Regions from separate parts of the Homo sapiens genome. Here region 1 is linked to region 2. Evidence: chromatin loops called from intact Hi-C (ENCODE). Cell type or tissue: endothelial cell of umbilical vein. All regions are shown on one strand.

What was found. Hi-C counts contacts between places; a loop is a spot of excess contacts. Peaks named below come from ENCODE experiments on the same cell type or tissue, not always from the same donor. Only the 100,000 strongest peaks of a DNase experiment are listed, where the experiment ranks them.
Region 1: a loop joins it to region 2, with 4 times the contacts of the local background. A loop is called at or near these places in 1 of 110 quality-filtered maps.

Annotation. Positions count from the first base shown.
Region 1 is chr1:50,425,681-50,429,680 of GRCh38, reverse strand. No RefSeq gene overlaps it. Among named protein-coding and RNA genes, the nearest start is that of DMRTA2, 4.2 kb to the right of the region's middle. RefSeq lists enhancers at 1,245-2,237, 2,238-3,231. In endothelial cell of umbilical vein, no CTCF peak of the experiment used is centred here; no DNase peak of the experiment used is centred here; H3K27me3 peaks cover 3,191 bases.
Region 2 is chr1:50,975,285-50,979,284 of GRCh38, reverse strand. No RefSeq gene overlaps it. Among named protein-coding and RNA genes, the nearest start is that of CDKN2C, 7.0 kb to the right of the region's middle. RefSeq lists a cis regulatory region at 13-522, silencers at 954-1,173, 1,194-1,253, 1,484-1,653 and enhancers at 1,804-1,883, 1,974-2,083, 2,154-2,443, 2,784-2,833. In endothelial cell of umbilical vein, no CTCF peak of the experiment used is centred here; DNase peaks (open chromatin) are centred at 914, 1,434 and 2,084; H3K4me3 peaks cover 2,346 bases; H3K27ac peaks cover 1,456 bases.

The sequences.
Region 1 (4,000 bases), 550 kb after region 2:
TTATTGAGGAAAATGAAGCTACAAACCACACCTTCCATCAAAATTAATTTCCAATAAACTAAAGATATAAATGTAAATAATGAAAAAAGAGCTAATACAAATATAGGCCAATGCTTGTAGACGGTTGGATTTGAGAAATCCTTACATATACAACTGTAAATAGATTCTACAAAAAATATATAAATTTTGGTCTACATAAACGTTTTAAAACTCCAGCATTACAATAGCAAGACAGCCACAAAAAAGTGAGGAAACGCAGCACATGTTACAGACAGAAGATACTATTGTCCTTGATATATAAATTACTATTACAAATTAAGGAAAGTAGAAGCTCTATGATTGAAAAATAAGCAAATGATGTATATAAATAATTTTTAAAACAACTTAACTGACCGATCCATGTAGGAAAAAGTAAGGAATAACTAAGGAAATGCAAATTATAACAATGATATACTATTTTTCTTGTTTGAATTGGCAAAGATTTAAAAGATCAGCAAGATGTGCTTGTATTGAGTGTGTTCATTGATACCTTTCCTGTGGGCTATTTGATAGCTATCAAAAGCCTTTAAAAAATGTAAAAAGCCTCTGGCCGATCAATCTTATTTTTAGGAATTTATCCTAGGTAAATAATTGGCAAATTCACAAAGGATGTTTGTGGTAGCAATATTTATTAGAGCAAAAACTGGAAACAAACAAAATACCTATTAACAGGGAAATGGCTAAAGAAAGAGGGATCCATGCAATGGAACATTAAACAATCATTTAAAAGGTTATGTAGATAGATTAATATTAAAATCCTTATATTTGTAAACAAAAACCAAGTACTGTAAAGTATATTTTTGTCAGTGTAGGTAAACAGGAAAAAAAATTAGCAAAATTCACCAAATATATTTTGCTGAATTTTCTAAAATGTTTTATAAGACTTTTATTCTATCAGAACAAGCAATAACAGTGTTTCCTTTTGGGAAACCTAACCTCTCACATCAGAGGTCCCTTTCTTGGGGAAGTTTCCCCTCATTCTCCTTCCCCCATTCCCAAGATTAGACTTCTCACTGTGAGGTCATTGATAGGTGACTGTGTCCCCAGTTGGCTAACAAGTTCTGTAAGGGCCCATTATGGTTGATTTGTCTCGGATCCGTAGAGCTTGGCACATACTAGATGCTCAACAAATGCTGTTACATAAACGAATTAATAAGTGAATGAATGAATGACTCCTACTTTCATGTTTCTGTGAATGATTAGTGAACTGAATGGAATCGAACCAAATGGAAGCCCCTAGGTCTGATCCTACCCACTCGGAACGGAAGGTGAGGAGAAAAAAACCTAAGAGTGGGAGTTGGATCTGGATTTCTGTCTTTTTCGAAGTTCGGCAGCACTCTGGCCCCAGGCAAGTTATGTCGCCTTGTTGAACTTTGGCTACCTCGTGTCTGAAATGTGGAACATCGCATCTTCCCCCAAGGACTGCGTGCCAAGCAAGAGAGCACACACCGAGTGTTTATCAGAGTGGCTGTACTCAGTAGACGCTCACAAATAGAAACAAATAGTGGGGCGGTGAACACCGCTCTCCATGCGTTTGTCTCAGGCTTAGATGCTCCCAACCAGAAAATCGTGAGAAGCCTGGCGACACTGGGCAGACGCCTCCCTTCCGCCTGCCCGGAAGACGCGAGGGCTTGATCCAAAGGAGGGCTGCAGCCGCTGGGACTCCGCCTCGGGGGCTCCTGCCGCTCAATCAGCACCAGTGCCCTCGCTCCTCCACCTTCAGTTGGTTGTTCTGCCCGGCCTTTAGGTCCGGGGTCCGGATAGAAGCTGAGCACCAGCGGGTTCCCGGCCAACGGGTGTGGAGGGGTGCATTGGGCCAGGAGCCGATTCGCAGCGCCCGCTGCGCCTGCACTGTGCAGACAGACCTGGCTTTGGATGAGGGTACTCCCGGGTTTGATTTTTGCACTGTTACTCACTAATTGTGATAATGTGGAACAAGTCATCTCACCTCTCCGAGTCTGTTTTCTCACCTGACAAGTGGAATAATCGGACCTGCCTCGCAGAGAATGGTGCGACTTCAGTAAGCAACTGTAGGGAAATCGCTGGGCTCCTGGCCCTTAGCTGGAAGAGCGCCTGAGAAACCCGGCGCCACCACAGGAGTACTTTCTGGCTCCGAAATTATGCCCGGTCCCAGGTCGTGGCATAGATCCGTGGCTATGACCACGGAAAATGACCATTTTAGCGGTGTCAGAGGACGGGGACAGGAAACCAAGCTGCGCGTCTCCCTGTCCACAGAGGGTGTGCGCGGCTGAGGGTCTTCATCAGCATGACTCATGAGTTGATCTGGAGGAAAATGTCGCTACGTGTCTGTGTGTACACGTGCGTGTGTTCACATAGGAACAGGAGAGTCTGTGGTTGTGCGGGAAAACGCGTGTAGGGCAACCCGTGGAGATTCCTTCTCCCAAAGGCACTTTCCCCCTTTCCTCTGCGCCCCATTCCCGGGCGGAGAGTATCAGCCAAACTAACGGAATCCGGCGCGGCCAGGGAAGGGGTGGGTGCGGGAGGGGCCATTCCGTCCCGGAGCCACCGGTTTGGGGATAATTACTTTTAATGTCAGAAAGATTTAGTTTAATATCATCTCTATTAGGCTGCCGGGAGGGTAATTAAACGGGACGCGTCGCAGCCGGCAAACAGATGGCGTCTGCTTGCTCCGAGGCCGCGGGCAAACAGCGCAAAAGTCAATGCCTCCCGGGTCCCCCATCGGCGCCCCTGGCTCTTTTACTCAGAGCTACACTACTCACCCTCGGCCCCCTTCCCCACGCCGCGTCTCCAGCCGGCTCTGCGCCCTAGGCCCTCAACCCCGGCCTCACCCCAACGCAGTCCCTTTGGACGCCACCAGTTCCTGGGCGTGGGCGTGGGGGATGGGGCCGGGGGCGAATAGGGATGGGGTGGATTTTCTTGGCTGGGCCCTCTCACCCGGGCCCCCAGCCCCTGGCACAGCAGAGGCGTCAGCAAATGATTCTGAGCTAAGAGTACGCGTGTGGATGTGTGAGGAAGACCCTCTGCTCTCAGCCGCCTCATTTGTCCCGGAGGGTTTTGGCTTTTTCTGCCCGGGGCCCAACTGTAGAAGTAAGACTGGAGCTCCGCGCATAAACCAGGGCATACCTGCGTAAGAATGTGCTCCTGTCGGCGTGTGCTATCACCGAGGTGGAAATCTGTGGGAGTCTGGGAATGTCACACACCAAGTGGATGGCCCAGGATGGGGACATGCTTATAAGAACACTGTGAGGTCAAACTCACTGAAGGGGTCCCCTTGAGCCGGAGGGTAGCATCAGAGTTGAGCCTGGGCCCGGTGGTGCTCTCTGAATGCTGGCGTGAGAGTGTGTCCCAAACTTTGCAGAGAGTGGTCACACGCACGTGGGAGGGGGTGTGTCCAAGTGTGAAGCTACACTCAGGTTGGGAAGGGGGTAGACCCTGCTGCCTCAACCTGGGCGTGCTCTACTAGTGCTGGTGGCTCAGTTGGGCCATGCCCTTGCTTTCCCCTCCGACCAACCCAATCCAAATCAGGAGGAACTGGCCCTGGAGCGGCCTGGGAAGCTGGGCAGAGGATATCCTGCCCTGTCGAAGTGTGGGTGAGATGACCTTGGGTTTATTTGCCCTCCCTCCATAACGGGTTTATTTTGCCTCCCTCCATAACACATTCACTCACATGAACACCCTAACCTCCGGGGAGTGGGAGAAAAGGCTGTGGGTCTCAGACCTGTGGGGATGTGAATGCCAGAAAAGAGGAGCGAGAGAAGAGTGAGATGCCGCCACTAGGGGTTGGGCGGATTCCCTCTGGTTGGGCTGTGTTAGATGCCAGGATGCTCCTCCTCCCACTCCTGAGAAAATGAAGTTCCTCACGCATCTGCTGGGCCGCCTCGGGTTCCCGAGTCCTCGTGGCTACACCCTTGGCTTCTGCGGGATCCCCGGTCCGGAGTGGGGAAATCTCACGGTGACCTGGCCTCAAGCGAGAAGGATA
Region 2 (4,000 bases):
TAGTTGGATAAGGATTGGTGGTTTTTTACTTCCTCCCCCAAAGAGCTGATGTTTTTGGCTGGTTGTTTTTTGTTTTTGTTTTTATTTGGTGGTGGGGGGAGACATGAGAGAAAAGAAAAAGGCTGTATTTAGAATTATTGAACAGGCCTACACTAAAATTCTTCCTTGTCCGATGAGGATGAGGGCTGGGGGAGAAAGGTGAGGTGGAACAATTGAAGTGTAATAGTATCTGCGTAGTTTTTTTAAATGTACAATCTCTCTCCCGGTCTCCGGTCCCCCTGCTCCTATGTGCTGGTACCTCTGGACTGTTCAGAAGCCATTTTAGAACTCAGGAAGCAAAATATGTGAGTTCCACTGTGCTTCTGCAGGTGCTGTGGTGGCAAGGATAACCTTTGCTCGCTTGCCGGGGGGTGTAACCACGCTGTTATTTAATGTCTTTGAGGATTAAAGACACCACAGAAAATTCCAAACCCACATCCTAACACCTGAAGCTCGCACAATGTTTCTAGAGCAAATGACAAAACATTTCACTGGAACCTTAATTTAGCAAGTCTGTGTCCAGATCTGGGGATTTTTTTTTAATTGTTTTGAGGCGTCGCTGATGATCCCTACAGTACTCGATTTTCAAAACTATTTCGGGTTGAAAAAAGACCCCTTTCTAGGTGTTTTGCGCACCCGAGCCCTGCAGTTCACGGTGTTTCGGGAGGAGGGTCTTTCGGAATTGAACGTGCATTGTCAGTCCTGGGCGTCTAGTAATTTGTGGGGTTGGGGGGGGGACCGACAAAACCATAGGTCAACTTCCCGAATAGTCTGAGGGGCTAAGAAGCCAGAGAGGCATTTGCCTCCTCGCAACTGGACGCGAGGCTCAGAGCCCGGCTGTCCTCAGCTGTCATGGGGGGAGGGGAAGGGAGTGCTGGCATCGAGGTCGGGCGCCGTTTGCTCAGCCTCCCCGCTGCGTCCCGCCGCCAGCTCACCTCCGCGAAGAGCTAGGCACTCACCGGCCCGCTGGCCCTTGCTCCCTGGCCGCCCTCCGGCCCCGGTCCTCAGGCACAGGTCGCCAGAACCGTCCAGTGGGATGGCTGCCGCCTCCTCGGGGACCGCTGCCTGAGGGCCAGGACCGGGGTCGCCTGGCCGCCCGGGGAACCCGCAGCTCCCGGGGCGCTGCGCCGGCGGCCGGGAGGCGCCGGCGCCCGCTCCCCCTCCCCGCCCCCCCGCTCCCGCCTCCTGCCCGCGGCGCGGTGCTCCTGCTCGCCCCGGCCGGCCGCGCGGCCGCGCACACACTCACTCCGAGGGCGCCTCCAAGGTTACCCGCGGGTGGGGGCTGGGGCAGACTCCGGCCACTGGCCTCCTTCGCTGCTTTCCTATCGCCGCGGCCCTTCTGCCGCTCCAGGGCCACTGGGATCCAAATCCTAACGCAGAAGACACTCCAAAGTCCGGGGAGGGAAGTCAAGCTGAGAGGCAGGCCGGCATCTGGGCAGGGGGCGGCCTTAGTTGCCTCCGGGTGCCCGGACAGCCGGGTCAGGCGAGGTCGCGGCAGGAGGGGGCTGTGACTCCGGCGGGCGCGCTCCGTACAGCGCAAGCTGGGCTGGGGGCAGCGCGCGGGGGCTGCAGGCAGCACCGAGGCGCCCGAGGCGCCCCGGGCCCGTAGGGGGGCAGAGACAAGCGGGCTGCCAAACCTGCCGAGGAAACTAACTAAATAAAAGGAGACTGTTATTTAAGGCGCGGAAATTTGAAATATTTGGACAGGAAGAGAAAAGAAAAGAAACCTTAGCGAGGGAGGGGGAAAAAACGCGAGCTAACGGTTTTGAAGCTCCCCCACCCCCACCCCTGGCTTTTCTGCGCGCCCTGAGGGAGCTCTGGGCTCCAGCTTCCTATCACTAGGGCCCCGGGAGTTGGAGCTGGAGTCTGGAGAAGGAGTTTCAGAGGGACAGAAAAGATGTCTTCGCAGCCCCTCCGTGGAAGGCTTGGGTTGGCTATGGGCAGAGCTTTACCCGGGGTCTCAGGTGGGAAATTTGTTTCCTGCCTCTCACTAGGTTCCTGCGTGGAGCTGTTTTCATGGGACTGCCATATAAAAGCAGAACAGTCTCCAGAGACCGAGACAGGGACTTTCCCCCGTAGCCTTTTGATGAAGGTTGCTTAGGGCAGCCAGGAAGGCTGTGAGCACGACCTTTTCTTGCTCCAGCACTGTGACTGCCCGGCGCCTATGGACTATTTACTTCTACCCCCGGCAAAAGCCGAAAGCACCTTTTTGGGAACTGAGATTTCGAAACCAGTCCTGGGCCACGGACTCCATCCACAACGTTCTTTTGATCAATACGATAAGGGAAATACATCATATTGCTTTCTCGGGACAGAATACTTAACCTACTTATTGATCAGTCGCCCATTGTGGTGTGTGTGTACATGAACTCATCACACCGTTGCAAGATGCATAATGTTTATCAGAAAACTTAATTCACTACCAAAATGTGATAAAAGACACTTTGTTTAGCAGTTCGGGGACCAGAACTTGAACCGAGGTCATGTTAGTGCCCTCCACCCCCAGGTGTAAGCCTGGCTTCAGCTTCCTGGGCAAAGGCTGAGACCAAGTTTCCCGACGTGAATGTGGACGCAGCGGTGAAGAACTGAATTTGAGAGCGCATCCTCTGCTTTGTATCCTCCATCCTTACAACAGCGTCGTCTCCTGGAGCTCTGGACACTCCATTAATTAGCACTTGCATCCCCACTCTCTGCATCTGAATAAGTTCAGACCCCTCCCTCCCCACCTCAGGTCGCTGAAAAATAGGTCCCCAGCAGCACCGTTTCATCCATCCTATACATTTCGGCATGTTCAAGAGGCTTACAGAATATTGTTGAGGTTTTTGAGATTGAATAATGGCTTTTCATATTTCCTAGAGGGGACCACATAACTCATTTCTAAAATACTTAGATTAGCAAAGCTACTTCCCGCACAGAGCTAGAGTAATATGGCGATGTTTTAATGCCTAACAACTTTTAGACTGATGAAAAGATAGAGCGTCCTCTCCCTCTATTGTGCTCCGACCACCCGAGAACAAAGCAACTGCAGAAGTAACTCCTCTTTTGCTTTATGAATGTCCTATGCTTTTATATTTGAAATCTCTAAAGGGAAATTTTATTCTATTAAATAAAGTAAATGCCGAGACATGTTGGATGCTGTGAAGTCCATTAAACTGGATTTTAAAATCATGACCGTCCATCTTTACAGTTGTAACTTGTAAGAGGGTTTTTTAAAAAAATTACTTTCAGTTAGTGTTCTGTTAAAAAATATTCGGCTTATCAAAGTAGTATATTTTGTATATTGACTCCATTTTAGAATCCAAAATATGACACTTTTACTTCAAAACCACCTCAATCTCTGTTTTTCTTAAATAAGTGTTTCAATTTTGTTGCCATCAAAAATAAATTTATTTAGTAATTTGTGGTTAAAGGTGTCAGAGGATGAGGTCTTTTTGCACTTAGGGAATGTAAATTTTACTGCAAAATTAAAAGGATTAATCTTTTCTTTCTATATTCTTTTATACTATCATGGAAAATAAATTATTGAAAACCACTTGCCTGCCACCCAGCCATTCCAATCCTTGTTAGGTCAGGCATCAGAACCATGTCCTTCAATAAACCTTGAGGCATTTTATTCTTTTTGGAGTGAGGGCAGAGAGCTTATGAAGTAGGAGGGAACGTTCACATAAAACATCTTTGATCATGTGGTAGATGATGAATAAAGTATGTATGAATTTGCAAATGATAACTGTATTGAAATCTGTTGTTGAAAAGTGTAAATTAAAATGACCAAGTAGTAGATGCTAGAAAATTGTCTTGGAAATTTAATATTTCTACTTCCTTAAAAAAAATTTAAAAATTAAAAAATTTTTTTTAGGTAAATGTGCTCCTAAAAAGATTGTATACTCTTTTACTAAAAAGTTTTGTGGAAATTAAGTACCATTTGTGGGAGTTGCTCATTTATTATTTTAAAACTTTCTAC